Linked DNA regions of Homo sapiens: regions 2, 3, 4 and 5 are each linked to region 1. A link is a contact called in ENCODE Hi-C or POLR2A ChIA-PET data. All regions are on one chromosome and are shown on one strand. Each heading gives the region's core, a stretch centred on a gene start or an enhancer-like site at or near the end of the contact. The rest is flanking DNA. Distances are from core to core; before and after follow the strand shown. Region 1 holds the start of UBALD2 (UBA like domain containing 2). Region 2 holds the start of SLC25A19 (solute carrier family 25 member 19). Region 3 holds the start of GRB2 (growth factor receptor bound protein 2). Region 4 holds the start of TSEN54 (tRNA splicing endonuclease subunit 54). Region 5 has its middle 16 kb from the start of LINC02080.

Region 1 (3,289 bases), core at 486-2,985:
AAACCCTCTTGGGTTTCTAAGAGCCCTGTGGCCAGCACCATGCTCCCATCATACTCAAATGCCATTTTGGCTTGATTTATATACAGCATCAGCCATTCTGAGAAAAACTAGCTAACAAGGTCAAGACAGACCCCTCTACTTGTCCTCTGTGACTAGATGAAAACAGAGAGCCAAAGGCAAGGGCACCAAGTGTTAAAAATCCCAAAAATGCACCTAGAGTCCACAACAGCTCTCCTGGGGAACAATGTTTTAAGATCCCTATCGCTGAGCCCTGCCCCTCCTCCCCCAGCAGGGCTAATAGGTAACTAGGGGGGTAGGGTACAGGAGAGATGTCCTGGGCCTCAAGAAAGCAGAGTACCCCATGGCCAGGAGGGCAAAAGCTTGGGCCTGGGCTAGAATGAAAAAGAAAGCAAATCCAGACCCCGGACCACTTCTCTGTGTGCTGGGCTGGTGGAGCTCAACACAGAGATTAAAGACACATTCCTGGCCTTATCTTGGGTCAAAATCTGTGTGTCCTCCTGGCTTGGGGGATGTATGTCCTTCCAACTTCCCAGTCCCCTTGGGCTTCGGAAGGTTGAACAGATCTTTGTGGGTAGAGCCCGGCTTCCTGAGCCAGGGTGGATTCATGCCTTTCCTGTTCCCTGTAGCGCTGGGTGTGTGTGTGTGTGGAGGGGGAGGGGGGAAACCACTCAACAGCACGAGGGGGTCCCCATAAACACAAGCACCCCCATCGCCCTCCCTGGGCCCTTCGCGCGGGCTTCCCAGTGCCCCAGACGTCCGGGCATCACCCTCTCCCCCTCCCCATCCCCTGGCTCTGGGGTCCCCCAGCTCCTGAGCCCCTCGCCAGGCCCCCGGCCCTCTCCCCCTCCCCCCAACTTTGGCGCCGCTTCCCCCCAGGGACCAGTGCCGGGCACCAGTCCCGAGGCCAAGCAGCAGCAGCCCGGGAGGCGGGCCTCAAAGTTGGAGGCGCCAGCGCCGGCCCGGGAGCCGCTCTTTCCTGGAAGACATTTTGGCTCTTTGTTTACATTCGCGGCGCGGCGCTCCCCGGCAACATGGCTGTCACCGCCGCGCTGACAGCGGCCCCGGCCCGCGCCCCTGCCCGCCGCCGCTTACCATCTGGTGGTGGTGGTGGCTGTTGGGAATGTTGGTTTCTTGGAAGAACGTGCTCAGCGCGGTCTGCGGACAAACAGGGCAGTGACACGGCGGGCCAGGCGGAGTCAGGAAACGCAGCGGCTGGGCCCCCCACCGGCTCTCCCCGCCTCCGCGCCCGGCCCGCGGCCCCCGACCCTCGGCTGCCCCACGTGCAGAGGGGAGCCGGTCCCGGCCCCGGTCCCGCGTAAGACCCGCTCGCGGGCGCCGATCGCCTTCCGGGCCGACAACAGGAGCGCTCCCCGCCCCCGCCGCCGCCCGGCGTCCCCGACCCCCGCGGCCCGGCCCCGCGGCGGCCAGGCTCGCACCTCGAACTGCCAGTGGGCCGCCTGCAGCAACTGCTTCGCCTGGTCGGCCGCGCAGCCCGCGGCCAGCACGAACTGGTTGATCATGACCTGGTGCCGCAGCTCGTCCATGTTCACCGACATGGCGCGGCGCGGCGCGGGGCCCGGCGTCTCCGGCCGGACGCAGACGCGGGGCTGCGCGGGCGCGGGAGGCCGGCCGCCCGGGGCTCCGGGGCTCGCGCTCACCGCTGCTGCCGCCGCTCCGCCGCCCGCTCCGCCGCCGCCCGCCCGGCGAATGTTGTGGTTCGACTCCCGCGGCCCGGCCGACACCACAAACAACAGCGCGGGGCGGGGCTGGGCCGGCCCAACGTTCGGGGACTGCCGCTGATTGGCCGGGGCGCCGCTCCGCCAGCGCCCGGCTCCCGTAAGGACGTTCGATTCGAATCCTGCGGCCTGTGGGGCCCTCACTGTTTCTCTTTTCGCCCGGCCGCGCCCATTGGCGGAGCTCGGCGCCGTGGGGCTCCCCAGCATTGGCCGGCCGCTGTGTTTTGGCTCATCCGGCCTCGTGGTTGGTCACGGCCGGGCGTTCGGGGCGGGGCCGCGCACTCTGATTGGCCTCCGGTGGTCCTGTTTGAACTCAACTTGAAAACCCGGAGTGCCTGCTGATTGGCCGAGGGCCCTCTGTTTGCTGTTGTAGGCTTGGGGGTGGTGCGGCCAAGTTCATTCATTACTTCATTGAAACAGAACATGCTCAGCTGGAAAAGCAAGACAGAGTGGCTTTGACTCATTTCCTCTGAAAGATGTGGTCATCTCGAGAAACAGAATGATCAAAATAGAAAACAGAGCCTTTGCAGCTGCTCAAGTCTCAAAAGCATGTAATTTTTAAAAATAACTTTCAAGCAGTCCAATTTAAAAAAATCTTTTATTGAAATATAACGTACATTAGGAAAGTGCGATGTCGCAGGTACAGCTTCCAGACTTTTCACCAAGTGAACACCCAGATCAATTAACAGAACGTTACTTGCACCCTAGGAACCCGCGTCCTGCCCTCTTCTAATCACTACCCACCGCAAGGATCGAGCAGTATTTTCTCAGTTTTTAGACCAAAGACTTTGCTCTCTGAAGATGGAAGCCAAGATTTATGTACAATAAATACGATATGCAAGGAAATATGCAAGGAAAAAAGTGAGACTTTCTCAGTGGCCAAAATGCCAAGTCAAGAATTTTTTCTTGTTAAATCGGTTGACCTAACTGAAGCTTTAATTTTCTTTTTTTTTTTTTCTCTTGCTTGTCACGAAAGCTAAGATGAAGCTTTAATTTCTACCATCTTTTAAAAAAACAACGGGTGGCAGTAGGGGTGGAGTCTGGGGTTGGGATGGCTTACACCTATAATCCCAGCACTTTGGGAGGCCGAGACAGGAGGATAACTTGAGGCCGGGAGTTCAACACCAGCTTGGGCAACATAGCACAGACTCCATCTCTACCAAATAAAAACAAACAATAACAAACAGTGAGTGTTTCTACAGAGATACTGTTTCTCAGTGGTAGCCCTTTAAAGTCCAAAATTTGGTGGTGGTGGTTGTTAGATAGGGCTAGAGTGACATGATCATGGCTCACTGTAACTTCGAGCGATCCTCTTGCCTCAGCCTCTCGAGTAGCTGGGACTACAGGCACACACCACCATGCCTGACTAATTTTTGAATTTTTGGTAGAGATGAGATCTCACTATTGTTGCCCAGGCTGGTCTTGAACTCCTGGACTAAAGTGATCCTCCTGCCTCAGCCTCCCAAAGCACAGGGATTACAGGTGTGAGCCACCATGCCTGGCCCCAAATTTGTTTGTATGTGCTGAGCTTC
Region 2 (3,289 bases), core at 565-3,064, 980 kb after region 1:
TCTACTAAAAATACAAAAAATTAGCCGGGCGTGGTGGCGGGCGCCTGTAGTCCCAGCTACTTGGAGAGGCTGAGGCAGGAGAATGGCGTGAACCCGGGAGGCGGAGCTTGCAGTGAGCCAAGATCGCGCCACTGCACTCCAGCCTGGGGGACAGAGCTAGACTCCGTCTCAAAAAAAAAAGAAAGAAAAGCAAACAACTTGTTTTAAGAAGGACATTTCAGCCAGGCACGGTGGCTCACACCTGTAATCCCAGAACCTTGGGAGGCCGAGCTGGGTGGATCACTTGAGGTCAGGAGTTCAAAACTAGCCTGGCCAACATGGTGAAACCCCGTTTCTACTAAAACTACAAAAATTAGCTGGGTATGGTGGTGCAGGCCTGTAGTCCCAGCTACTCAGGAGGCTGAAGCAGGAGAATCACCTGAACCCGGGAGGTGGAGGTTGCACCGAGCCGAGATCGTGCCACTGCATTCCAGCCTGGGTGACAGAGTGAGACTCTTGTCTCAAAAAAAAAAAAAAAGTTTGAGACCAGACTGACCAACATGGCAAAACCCCATCTCTACTAAAGATACAAAAAATTAGCTGGGCATAGTGGTGCACGCGTGTAATCCCAGCTACTCGGGAGGCTGAGGCAGGAGAATCGTGTGAACCCCAGAGGCAAAGGTTGCAGTGAGCTGAAATAGCACCATTGCACTCCAGCCTGGGCGACAAGAGCAAAACTGTCTCAAAAAAAAAAAAAAAAAAAAAAAAAAAAAAAAAAAAAAAAAAAGAAGAACATTTCTTTCTTTCAGAAAAGTGTAAACACTAATTCATATTTGATATTAAAAGTTTTTTTGGGGGGTCGGAGTGACAGTTTTGTGTGTGTGTGAAGCATAATGTATACGTATTAAAAAGGGAATGCTTGTCCTTTAAAGACACATACTGAAATATTTACTGGTGAAAACACGTGATGGTATTTACTTCAGAATAACGCTGGGCAGCGCGTGCGAGGTAGGTGCAGAAATAGAGGAAACAAGATTGCCCCATGAGTCGCGTAACTGCTGAGGTCGGAGAGCGACTCTACGCGGCTTCATCGGGTTATTCCACTTCTGTGTATCTTGAAATTTTCTACAATAAAAATGTCTTAAAATTGTGCGTCAAAATGATAACACGAATATAAAAATGCAATTAAAAAGTCAGGAGGCAATACTGTCGCGCAAAACCGTGACGCTAGTTGTGTGCGGGCGGTAGGATGAGTCATTTCCTCCTTCCTTTCTATATTTTCTGTCTATATACTTTTAATATTACTTTTATAATGAGAAATACTAAAACTCGGGGTGAGAGGGGGGGACACTCGTGTTTTTGCCTTCCCCGTCCCCGAGGGGACTGTTCTCATCTATTCTCTTCCCGACGTCCTCCAGCTTTTTGCTAGGCTTCCTGCCATCTTTACCAAGTTGAGATTATCCGGGTTCTGGCATTAACAGAGTTTGAGGAAAGCGGGTCAAGTCTACCGCGCCCTAACCTTGGACCCCGCCTGCAGGCTGACTTTCGAGTCACACGCCAGAGCACGGCGACCCCTAAGGTCGCAGCCCGGCTTCGCAAGGCACCTCCTTCTAACGCGTCGGTCGAACTCGCGCGCCCGCGAGCAGCCGGACTACATCTCCCAGGAAGCTGTGCGCCGTCCAGCTGTCCTGCCCTTGGTCGCGAAGGACTACATTACCCGGTGATATCTTGCGGGAGGCGGTTGCCAGACCTCAAGCGCACAACCATTGGTCCAGCGTCTGGCGGGGAGCTGCACGGTGATTGGCCCAGGAGCCCGCCAGTTTCGTCCGAGCTCAGTAGAGTTTTGCTGTTAAGACTGCGCGAGGAGCTAGAGAGAGCGGAGAGCGCTGAGCCGGGCCGCACCCGCCGAGCCGTGTGAGTAACCTCTACCTCCGTCCTTCTCGCCGCCCTCTCGGGGACCAGCACCCTCGCTCCTCAGGGTGGTCGGGAGGGAGCACACGCACCCGGGCGCTCACGAGAGGGCGGGGACTGTGTACACACGTGTCACACCAGACCAGAGAAGCATCTCCAGGGACACCGGCGGCCGAGCCCCGCGCACGCCCTTGAGCACCTGAGCTCCAGGGCGTCCCCTCGGACTCAAGGAGAAAAAACACACCCCGAGGCACACGTGGACACCTAGGTACCCACACGGGGACCTCTGCAGATTTGCTCAGCTGAGCCCTTGGGCACATGGGCACCCGAACACCAGGAAGAGCCTGGTATGCTCCGGTCTCCTGACAGCGATCCAGGACACCTGCCACTCGGGCTTGCTCCTCCTTTCTGCCCAGATGGGCGGGAAACACGCTGCTCAGTGTGACCTGAGCGGTCCCTGGGTAACCCCTGGAGAGGTTTTGCCTCTCAGTCGCTTGCCGCGTGTTTAAACTTCCTCATGGGCGCCTGGGGAGGAGTTCCAGGGTGGGTGAGAGGAGAAAAGGAATTGATGTCTGGGGTGGAGGCTGCCATCCTGTAGGTAGTATCTCCCCTCCTCCCCCACCCCCACCCCCACTACTACAAGTATTCAAGAACTAGGGTAATTCTGAAGGCTAGTTTTAGGGATTTTTTTTTTTTTTTTTTGCCATAACAAATTCAAACAGTATAGAATTATCGACAGGTCTACCTTCCTTTTTCCCTTCTCAGCCCTTCTCCCTGTGATCAGTTACCAACTACCTGTTGATGTGTGTGGTTACAGACTTCTTTCTATGCTTTGTACAACTCTACAGACCGTATGTAGGTATTACTGTTTTTGTTTTTTGTTTTTACAAAAAAGGAAAAAAGTACATCTCCTGGAAGGGATGCTTTTTAGCTGAGCTCTGGTGGATGAGAGGAGCTAGCCTTGAAAAAGTGAGTAGGGGCTGAGAGTGGGGCTGTATTTCAGACGTAGGGAACTGGAGGAGTAGAGGCAAGGCAATTGATAGGAGTGCTCCCCGAGTTTTCCAGGAACTGGGCAGAAGCAGTCAGACCACTCTGGTTAAATGAGGGAAGGGGAAGAGTGGTCCAGAGTGAGGCTGAAGAGGTCAGTAGGTCTGAGTCAGGGGAGCCCAGGAGCGTCATTTTCTTTTTTGTTTTGTTTTGTTTTTTTGTTTTTGAGACGGAGTCTCACTCTGTAGCCCAGGCTGGAGTGCAATGGCGTGATTTCAGCTCACTGCAACCTCTGCCTCCCAGGCTCACGTGATTCTCCCTCCTCAGCCTCCCAAGTAACTGGGATTACAGGCGCCCACCACGACACCCAGATAATTTTTGTATTTTTATTAGAGACAGGGTTTCACCATGT
Region 3 (3,289 bases), core at 263-2,762, 860 kb after region 1:
ATGCCTGTAATCCCAGCTACTCGGGAGGCTGAGGCAGGAGAATCCCTTGAACCCGGGAGGCGGAGCTTGCGGTGAGCCAAGATCGCGCACCATTGCACTCCAGCCTGGGCAACAAGAGCAAAACTCCGTCTCAAAAAAAAAAAAAAAAAAAAAAAACAAAAGGCTGATTCCATTACTCTTTCCTCTTTCCTCCCTGCTTTCACTTTGCCGTTCAAACCAAATCCTTCTTGATTAGCTCAGCACCAAGTACTGGCTCCCTCCTCAGCCATCCCTATGTGTAGTTCAGTGGCACTTGGGGCCAACTGCTTGTCTTACAGATTAGGCAACTCTAGATTACAAAGCACTGAAAGCAGGGGCTTCATCTGGTTGGTCTTTGACCCTGCAGAGCCCCTTGCACACAGGTGATGCTCAATAAATACTTGGTGAAAGCACAATTCATTTTCTGTGTTTCAATGGGCTTCTTTTCTCTATAGAATCAGATGCTTGGTTATTCTCACCTCAGCGCTATTTTGTTGGCTTCCAGAAGGCACAGTAACGCTAGGTGTGTTGTGTTCTATCCTTTAATTGGAAGAGCTTTGGGAACTGAAAAATAAGAATTATTTCTCCAAGCCTCATCTTCTGCCACTCCCCCGTACTCACCGGCCTCATACAGGAATTGAACTACTTAGCACTGCACAGAACACGACTTTCTCTCTCACGCCTCCGTTCCTCTGTACTTAGCCTCTGTACTTACGTGCCATTCCCTTTCCCTGAAATGCCCTTACTCTGGCTTCTCTGCCTGGCAAATTCCTACTCATCCTCCAAGACTCAGATCAGACATCGCCGCATCACATCTGTGAAGGCTCTTCTGCAATGGGCAGTGTAGCAGTACCCCCTCCATTTTTTTAGCTTCCTCAGCAAACTCCAAATAATTATAACAGTACTTATGGCATTATTTGTTTATTTTTCTTCTACTTCCTAGACCGTGAATTCCTTAAGGGCCAAGATTTCTGTTCTATCCCCAGCACAGTGTTCGGCCTATATTGGAGAATCCGGTCCGTACAAACTCTGCAGTGATTCAATCAATGAGCAAACAAACTCACCAATCATTCAACACAGCAGAGTTTGTACGGACCGGATTCTCAAATATTTTAAGACCTGGTCCTCTATTTGGAGTGCTTCATTCTGGAAGATCTCTTCCTCCCCCAAGCCCCTACCCATCCAACTGCCTAGGTTTGGTAGAAGAGGAAAATAAAGTGATTAGACGGGGGAAGAGTCCTTCAGGGCTAAGCTGTCATTTACCCGCTCTGGCACCGAGAGGGTTACGGCGACCCGGGGGCGGAGCCGTGCGGAGGCCACCTGCTGCGGGGAGGTCTGGCGCATGCGCCCTGACACCTAGCTGGTTCCCTACCCGCAGGGGCCCGGCTGAGGAGGAGCGCTTGCGCTCTGGGCCTTTTCCGCCGGGGGAAGTCTCGCGGGGGCGGGGCGGGGCCTCGTGGAGAAGTTCTCGCGGGACACCGACGGGGAGCGGAAGCCAGGAGGTATTGCTGCTTCGGCGACCGGGCGGCGGCAGCGGCGGCGGCGGCTGTGGCAGAGTCTGTGCCTGTGGCGGTGACGGCGGCGGGAGCAAGCGCTGCCCTCGCAGAGCAGCCTTGGGGTCGCCGGCCGCTCGCAGCGTTGTGGAGGGGCGGGCCGGACGCTGAGCGGAGCAGCTGCGCCACGGTGAGTACGGGAGGCTGCGCTCGGCGCCTCTCTCGTGCCTTTTCCTCTTGGCTCTACAGCGGGAGTGGGCCCCGGGGGAACCGGGACCGGCCCCGGGGTTCGCGTCGGGGCGGCGAGGCTTGGGACGTGGAGCGCAATCCCCGGGGCTCCGGACTCTACGTTTCCCCTTTTGGGGCGCTTCCTTCCTGGGGACCGTCCTCCTCCGGCTCTTGGCTCTGGGCAGTCCGGGGGAAGAGGTCGGGGTTCTCTGGCGAGGTCCCCTGCCTTCATCGGGAGGGTTTGCACGGAAGGGGCCCGGGAAGCCCAGGCGGGCCGAACGCCGACCGAGTCAGTCTACCCGAGCCTGGCGGCGGGGGACTGGTGTGGGCTGCAGCTGTGGTGATTGATGTGCCTTCGACCTGCACGGCAACCACGTCACCATCTCCTGGCGTCTTTGGGCTTAATTTTGTGCGGGAATCCACTTTGGGGTGGAACGTTTGCTGCTGGAGCCGGGGGAGATACCTTTATTCTGACACTTAAAAAAAAAAACTATTTGAAAAATATTTGTCAAGAAAAATTCAGCAGTAGCAGGTTGGACTGCACCGAGGAAGGATTGCGGCGAGAGCGGGCGCTGGTAATTTTCATTTGCAGCGCGCCCTCTCTATGATTGTAAGCCACACATGAGTTATGGCTTGTTTAGAAAGTTTTTCAAGGCTGGCTTCAAACGCTGTGAAAGTGCAGTTTGCAGGGGACTGAAGTGCACTTGAGGTCTGTCTCTTTTTGATGCTGTTGACTTTCCGAAATGTCAGACACATGAGAGAAATTAGCATTAGTCTATTTTGGCTTTCTTACTCCTCTTTCTCCAGTTATTTCCTTCCTTCTCTATCTGCTTCTGTCCTTTCCACTAGGGACACGAAATGCTTGTGTAATGCAAGTCATTTGCCCCTTCCTCCCCCCACCCCCCCCTTTTTTTCTAATGTACTTCCCCTTCCTCCTTGTAGTCCCCACTCTGGCGTAATTTTTCGAGGTTTCTTCCCTTTCGTGCTGTTCGTTTTCTCTCATTTCAAGATTCCGTCTTTTTCCTCGGGAAGAGACTCTCTTTCCTTGCTTTCGTTCCTTTACTTTTGCGCGTCCCCTGCGTTCCCTGCAGTCAGCCAGAAGGGTTGCTAGAGAGCCGTGGGAGGCTGAAGTCCCCTCTCTGAGAACGGGGAGGCTCAAAAGATTGAATTCATCCCTAAGAAATCAGTCCTGCCACTAGGTCGCAAGTGTGGTTTGCTTGTATTATTTTTGTCTTTTACTCTTTTTCTTTTAAGATTATGCTTCTGTGCCTGCTTATGTTTTCTTCTAGTATGTCTTTATAATAGGAAGATTGGGTCAGCTCAGTGACTTTTTTTTTTTAGGCAGAGTTTTGCTCTTTTTGCCCAGGCTGGAGTGCAATGGTGCTATATGGGCTCACTGCAACTCTGCCTCCTGGGTTCAAGCGATTCTCCTGCCTCAGCCTCCCGAGTAGCTGGGATCACAGGCGCCCACCACCATGTCCAGCGAATTTTGTATTTTTAGTAGAGATGGGGTTTCACTGTGTTGCCCAGGTTGGTCTTGAACTCTTGAC
Region 4 (2,500 bases), core at 1-2,500, 750 kb after region 1:
ATAGCCCTCGTCTGCCCTGCAGCCCCAGCATGTGACACTGTGCCTGGCACCTTATGGGTACTTGTCAATACTCATTGATTCAGTGGATGGGTGGCTCCCGGAGGCGGGGTGGTGGCAGATACCTGGTACTGCAGGAAGGTCACAGTGTGGTCGGTCAGCAGCAGCTGGTAAGCTTCCTGGATAGACAGTGGCAGGTCTTGGTGGAAGAGGTGGATGGAGCCCTGGAAGTGGGGCCAACAGCTCAGCTTATGAGCCCTCACTACAGTGCCACAGAGGAATGGGGCAACTTCCCAGCTCTGATACCTCCCCCTCCCCCTCTCAGCAGCGCATCAAGAATGTGGCCAACCAGGAAAGTGGGGCAGCATCACTAATGTGGACTGGAATCCCTGCTCCCTGCAACGTACCACCTCCTGCTTTAGAAGTTTGGTTATCAGTTCTCTAAAGACCGGGTTGTGTGTGCTTTTTCTCCGATAAAACGTGTCCTTCCCGTTCTTTGGTCCCAACTCCTTCCCCACCTCCCGGGCCCCACTTACACACTCCAGAAGATACAAGGCCTCTTCCGGGTGAAGGCGCTGCCGGCCCTGCTCTGAGAAGCCCATGGTCTGCCAGAATTTGCCCTGTGTGGGGCCCAGAGCAAGTGTCACAAGGGAGGGAGGGCAGGGAGGGCAGGGAGGGCGGTCCCCGGTCCCCGAGCCCGCCGCTCACCGCGGGAGACTTCAACTCCACGAAGCCCTCTTCTGGCCTCCACTCGGCAGCCACCAAGCTGCCCCTGGCGAGGAGTGGGGAGGGGTCTGCGTCAGTCCATTCCGGAGACCCCGCGGCCCGCCTCGCCCCCGCTTCCCTTACCCCTGGGCCCGCCCCTCTCACAGGCGCTCCACGCGCTGCTCTGCCAGCAGCTGCCAGAGCTCTTCCCGGCACCGGCGCAGCCGCTCGGCCTGAGCTGCCGAGCCGTCGGGCAGAAAGTCCTTGGGGCCATGCGAGCGCTGGGGCAGCTTCTGCGACCGCGAGCGGGCGGCGAAGAGCTCCCGGGCGCTGGGGGAGAAGGGGACGCGGGGTCAGCGCCGCGCATCGGGGGCCGCCTGGCCGGGTCCCGGGCGCCGGTTTCCCTACCCGCGCTGGCCCCGCGCCCCCGACACCCACTCCGGCCGGGCCGCGCCGCACCTGAGCACGCGCCCCGCGGGAACCTCCACGGCCGCGGGCTCGGGCTCGGGCTCCATCCCGCCGCCGCCTGCCGCTGCGCGCGCCGCCACGCCCCGCCCACCGCCGGAGCTCCGCGCTGCCCTAGTGCCCGCCGATCCGCAATGCCGCGGCAGCCCCGCCCCCTGCACCGCCCCAGCCCGCTCTGCGCCCTCCTGATTGTCCCCGGTCCTAGCGCCCGCCCGGAAGCGCACCCCGACGCCGGGTCTGGGAGCTCAGCCCGCAGGTTGCTGGAGATGCAGAAGGCCCCTCTTTTGCCCCTAGCCCTCCTCGGGGCTTCTCTCCAGTAAAGCCTGAGGAGCCGGCGTCTGGAGTGCAGTGCGAATGGTCACACTTGTGACCGCCCCTCTGCAGCCTCGCGCTGCTTAGTCCCCACCGCCCGGGCTGGGCAAGGAGGGCAGAAGGGCTCAGGGAAGGACGAGCGGAGGGTGTGCAAATTCCGACTTTGCAGGCCGAAGGCCACCCGGGAACTGTCAGGAGCGGTCCGGGGAGGTTCGCCATTCCTTCGGTGTCTTCCGTCCGGTCCCTACGGCTGGGCTCCGAAGCCAGGTTTCGAGGGCCGGGGGCGGGAGGCGCTGTCCGGCCCACGACGGTGCTGAAGCGCCACCTCCGCCCGGCACGAGCGCCTCCTCGAGGCTGGGGTCCCCGCACTGGTGCCGTCCGCTAGGTGGTGCCATTGCCCGGCCGGCGGCTGCGGGTGGGCGACGCCGGCCGCAGACGGGGGGTACTGCAAGTGGGGTCCCGCGTCTTGGTTGCCAACCCCCTTCACATTACGTCTTCTCTCCCACCAGTCAGACCCGGGGTGTCTAGCCCTTGGGTCTAAGTCCAGAGCCCCAGGTCACCTCTGCCCCCGCGCCCCCCGCCCCTCCGTTTCACCTGGGCGCATGCGCTGATCCGGTCAGCGCCCCCGGTCCGGGCGGGCACGAGTTGGGGCGGGATCTGGCGCGGATGGGGGCGGAGCCGCCGGTGCTGACTGACAGCCTGACTGCGCGGCCGGGACGGTCCCTCCGTTCCCGATCCGGCGGGAGGGAGGGGGGAGGGGCGGGATTTCCTGCGGGAGGCGCCGAGCCGGCCTTGGAAAAGGAGAAGGAGAAAGGGGGGCAGGGGGGAGTGGGAGCCACCGTCCTGAGTGCCAGGGACCGAGCAGGGCCAGCCGGACCCCGGCGGGCGGCCGGGAGAGGTGAGGCTGCGGGGCCCGCGCTGGGGGTCAGCGCCCCTGGGGGCGGGCGCAAACTAACTTTTCTTGCGGGGTCGGCGGGCACCTCCATCTCCCCGCTCCTTCCGTCCTCCTCGCGCCCCTTTT
Region 5 (3,289 bases), core at 413-2,912, 520 kb before region 1:
GAGAATAAGTTTTTTTGTTTTGTTTTGTTTTTGAGACGGAGTCTCACTCTGTTGCCCAGGCTGGAGTGCAGTAGTATGATCTCTGCTTGATGTAACCTCTGTCTCCTGGGTTCCAGCGATTATCCTGCGTTAGCCTCCTGATTAGCTAGGATTACAGGCACATGCCACCATACCCAACTAATTTTTGTATTTTTAGTAGAGACAGGGTTATACCATGTTGGCCAGCCAGGCTGGTCTCGAACTCCTGACCTCAAGTGATCCACCCACCTCAGCCTCCCAAAGTGCTGGAATTACAGGTGTGAGCCACCATACCCGGCCTGAGGATAACTGTCTTTTAATGCTGAATGCCATTCCATCGTATGGAGAAACCACATTTTGTTTATCCATTCTTTTTTTTTTGAGATGGAGTCTCACTCTGTCGCCAGGCTGGAGTGCAGTGGCACGATCTCAGCTCACTGCAACCTCTGCCTCCCAGGTTCAAGCGATTCTCCTGCCTCAGCCTCCCAAGTAGCTGGGACTACAGGCAGCGCCACCATGCCCAGCTAATTTTTGTACTTTTAGTAGAGATGGGGTTTCACTGTGTTGGCCAGGATGGTCTCGATCTCTTGACCTCATGATCTGCCTGCCTCAGCCTCCCAAAGTGCTGGGATTACAGGCTTGAGCCACTGTGCCTGGCCTGTTTATCCATTCTTCTATGGATGAATAACTTGAGTTGTTTTGACTTTTTGGCTATTGTGAATAATGCAGCTATGAATATGGGTGTACAAATATTGCTTCAAGTCTGCTTTTAACTCTTTTATGTATATACCCACAAGTGAAATTATTGGATCACATGGTATTTCTAGTTTTTGAGGAACTGCCATACTGTTTTCCCAGCAGCTTCACCATTGTACATTTCCACACACAGTGCACAAGGGTTTCAATTTCTCCACATCCTTGCCAACACCTTCCTTTTTTCTTTTTTTTTTTTTCTGGGTAGCAGCCATCCCAATGGGTGTGAAGATCCAAAAAAAATGACTATTAATGGGGACTTATTTGTACTTGGAGAACTTAAAAACTCCCAAGGGGGTCAGGAGTGGGGGCTCATGCCTGTAATCCCAGCATTTTGGGAGGCCAAGGCAGGCAGATCACCTGAGCTCAGGAGTTCGAGACCAGTCTGGCCAACATGGTGAAATCCCGTCTCTACTAAAAATACAAAAAATAAATAGGCTGGGCGTGGTGGCAGGCATCTGTAATCCCAGCTACTCGGGAGGCTGAGGCAGGAGAACCGCTTGTACCTGGGAGGCAGAGGTTGCAGTGAGCCAAGACTGTGCCATTGCACTCCAGCCTGGGCATCAAGAGCAAAACTCCGTCTCAAAAAACAAAAGACCCCCAAGGGACTTACTATAAGTCAACAAACAACAAACCAACCAACCAACAAAAACTCCTAGAGGAAAGAAATCCTGTGTGGGCAGCCGAAGCCCTGGTTTAAAGGCGTTCAAGTTGGGGTATGGGAAAACTCGGGAGGGGAGGGGAGAATGTTTTCATACTCACAGAGAAAAACACCTGTGGTTCAATAAACGTTGCTCAAGGTCTAAGCCAAATCTAAATATAGACAATATGAAACTTGCAATAAAAGAGCGGGACATCCACACACACAAACAAACACCCATGGGAGACCCAGCTACAGCATTTACTTAGCTACAAGTATGAAGACAAAAGTTTTGAACAGCATATATAAGACAAGCATAAAAATTAAACTATTTATTTCATTGTCACATTTCTTTTTTTTTTTTTTTGGAGCTGGAGTGCAGTGGCGTGATCTTGGCTCACTGCAACCTCTGCCTCCCGGGTTCAAGCAATTCTCCTGCCTCAACTTCCTGAGTAGCTGGGATTACAGGCTCCTGCCACCACACTTGGCTAATTTTTGTATTCTTAGTAGAGATGGGGTTTCACCATATTGGCCAGGCTGGTCTCGAACTCTTGACCTTGTGATCTGCCTGCCTTGGCCTCCCAAAGTGCTATGATTATAGGCGTGAGCCACCGTGCCTGGCCCCACATTTCATCTTTAACTCAAGTAATGCAAAGAATTTAAAAGATGACCTTAATGTTATCCAGTCATCTAAAGAGTCAACCAAGATCAAAACTATAGACACAAGAACTGAATAAAAGCAGCCCCGCGTGGTGGGCTCAAGCCTGTAATCCCGGCACTTTGGGAAGCTGAGGTGGGTGGATCATGAGGTCAAGAGTTCGAGACCAGCCTGGCCAACATGGTGAAGCCCCATCTCTACTAAAAAATACAAAAATTAGCCGGGCATGGTGGTGTGCACCTGTAGTCCCAGCTACTCGGGAGGCTGAGGCAGGAGAACTGCTTGAACCCGGGATGTGGAGGTTGCAGTGAGCCGAGATTGCGCCACTGCATTATAGCCTGGGTGACAGAGCAAGACTCTGTCTCAAAAAAAAAAAAAAAAAAAAAAGCCTGGGCGCGGTGGCTCACGCCTGTAATCCCAGCACTTTGGGAGGCTGAGACGGGTGGATCACTTGAGGTTGGGAGTTCAAGACCAGCCTGACCAACATGAGGAAACCCTGTCTCTATTATAAATACAAAATTAGCTGGGCATGGTGGCACATGCCTGTAATCCCAGCTACTTGGGAAGCTGAGGCAGGAGAATCGCTTGAACCCAGGAGGCAGAGGTTGCAGTGAGCCGAGATCGCGCCATTGCACTCCAGCCTGGGCAACAAGAGTGAAATTCCATCTCAAAAAATAAAAATAAAAAAGAACTGAATAAAAGCGCAACAAACTCCCCACAGGGGCCGGGGGCGGGGGAGAAAAAAAAGCATAGTAGCTCATTCCTGTAATCCCAGCATTTTGGAAGGCCGAGGCAGGAGGATCACTGGAGTCCAGGAGTTCAAGGCTAGCCTGGGCAAGATAAGACACTGCCTTTACAAAAAAAAAAAAAAAATTATCCAGGCATGGTGGTACATGCCTGTGGTCCTAGCTACTTGGGAGACTGAGGCCGGAATATTGCTTGAGCCCAAGACGTCAAAGCTGCAGTGAGCCATGACTGTGCCACTGTGATCCAGCCTGGGCAACAAAGCAAGACCCTGTCTCTAACAAAAAAGTGAGTACGAAACTGAAAATGAATACCATAGCACAAAGCCAGTAGGAGGCAGCCTAGGAAAAGCTGGGTTCCTGCCATACTGCACACAGCACTTCACTTCATTTCCTTTCCCTTTTGACAATAATCACCAGGAATCCTAGGGGTGACAAGATGCCATGGCTTCCTCAGATTAAAATTCTCAGTGTCAT

Evidence for each region. Hi-C counts contacts between places; a loop is a spot of excess contacts on that map. ChIA-PET counts read pairs that join two places held with the same protein, here RNA polymerase II (POLR2A). Pooled maps may share reads with other maps.
Region 2: a pooled map shows a loop between it and region 1 (5-fold over the local background). The contact joins the promoter of SLC25A19 here to the promoter of UBALD2 in region 1. A Hi-C loop is called at or near these places in 2 of 37 single-sample maps with no recorded cell type and 6 of 50 pooled maps. POLR2A ChIA-PET finds 5 or more read pairs at or near these places in 2 of 52 experiments (B cell and activated CD4-positive, alpha-beta T cell).
Region 3: a pooled map shows a loop between it and region 1 (3-fold over the local background). The contact joins the promoter of GRB2 here to the promoter of UBALD2 in region 1. A Hi-C loop is called at or near these places in 4 of 50 pooled maps. POLR2A ChIA-PET finds 5 or more read pairs at or near these places in 3 of 52 experiments (B cell, GM10248 and activated CD8-positive, alpha-beta memory T cell).
Region 4: a pooled map shows a loop between it and region 1 (3-fold over the local background). The contact joins the promoter of TSEN54 here to the promoter of UBALD2 in region 1. A Hi-C loop is called at or near these places in 6 of 50 pooled maps. POLR2A ChIA-PET finds 5 or more read pairs at or near these places in 2 of 52 experiments (Panc1 and naive thymus-derived CD8-positive, alpha-beta T cell).
Region 5: a loop to region 1 is called in a map of OCI-LY7, with 9 times the contacts of the local background. The contact joins the enhancer-like site here to the promoter of UBALD2 in region 1. A Hi-C loop is called at or near these places in 1 of 168 maps with a recorded cell type or tissue (OCI-LY7) and 1 of 50 pooled maps. POLR2A ChIA-PET finds 5 or more read pairs at or near these places in 2 of 52 experiments (HCT116 and OCI-LY7).

The regions. Positions count from the first base shown.
Region 1 is chr17:76,263,794-76,267,082 of GRCh38, reverse strand. It overlaps UBALD2 (UBA like domain containing 2), which reads right to left and starts at 1,735. Exons shown (of 3, transcript NM_182565.4): 1 at 1,458-1,735; 2 at 1,114-1,176. The coding sequence starts at 1,577. LOC105371896 (a long non-coding RNA gene) reads left to right here and starts at 2,002. Exons shown (of 6, transcript XR_007065913.1): 1 at 2,002-3,289. RefSeq lists enhancers at 923-1,022, 2,283-2,332 and silencers at 1,193-1,332, 1,633-1,932.
Region 2 is chr17:75,287,958-75,291,246 of GRCh38, reverse strand. SLC25A19 (solute carrier family 25 member 19) reads left to right here and starts at 1,814. Exons shown (of 8, transcript NM_001126121.2): 1 at 1,814-1,893; 2 at 2,656-2,745. RefSeq lists enhancers at 1,306-1,355, 1,396-1,445, 1,536-1,735, 2,168-2,669.
Region 3 is chr17:75,403,901-75,407,189 of GRCh38, reverse strand. GRB2 (growth factor receptor bound protein 2) reads left to right here and starts at 1,512. Exons shown (of 6, transcript NM_002086.5): 1 at 1,512-1,701. MIR3678 (microRNA 3678) reads right to left here and starts at 1,121; the gene lies at 1,028-1,121. RefSeq lists a silencer at 1,275-1,454.
Region 4 is chr17:75,515,278-75,517,777 of GRCh38, reverse strand. TSEN54 (tRNA splicing endonuclease subunit 54) reads right to left here and starts at 1,250. Exons shown (of 11, transcript NM_207346.3): 1 at 1,162-1,250; 2 at 868-1,032; 3 at 706-769; 4 at 534-617; 5 at 123-221. The coding sequence starts at 1,217. It overlaps CASKIN2 (CASK interacting protein 2), which reads left to right and starts at 2,241. Exons shown (of 20, transcript NM_020753.5): 1 at 2,241-2,377. RefSeq lists silencers at 1,012-1,391, 1,782-2,391 and an enhancer at 1,176-1,470.
Region 5 is chr17:76,781,642-76,784,930 of GRCh38, reverse strand. It overlaps a transcript of MFSD11 not described here. Among named protein-coding and RNA genes, the nearest start is that of LINC02080, 16 kb to the left of the region's middle. Within about 2 kb of position 1,662, at least 2 of the 41 ENCODE cell types and tissues checked have a DNase peak (open chromatin) inside an H3K27ac peak, as active enhancers do; they include OCI-LY7, where a contact is called at or near this core.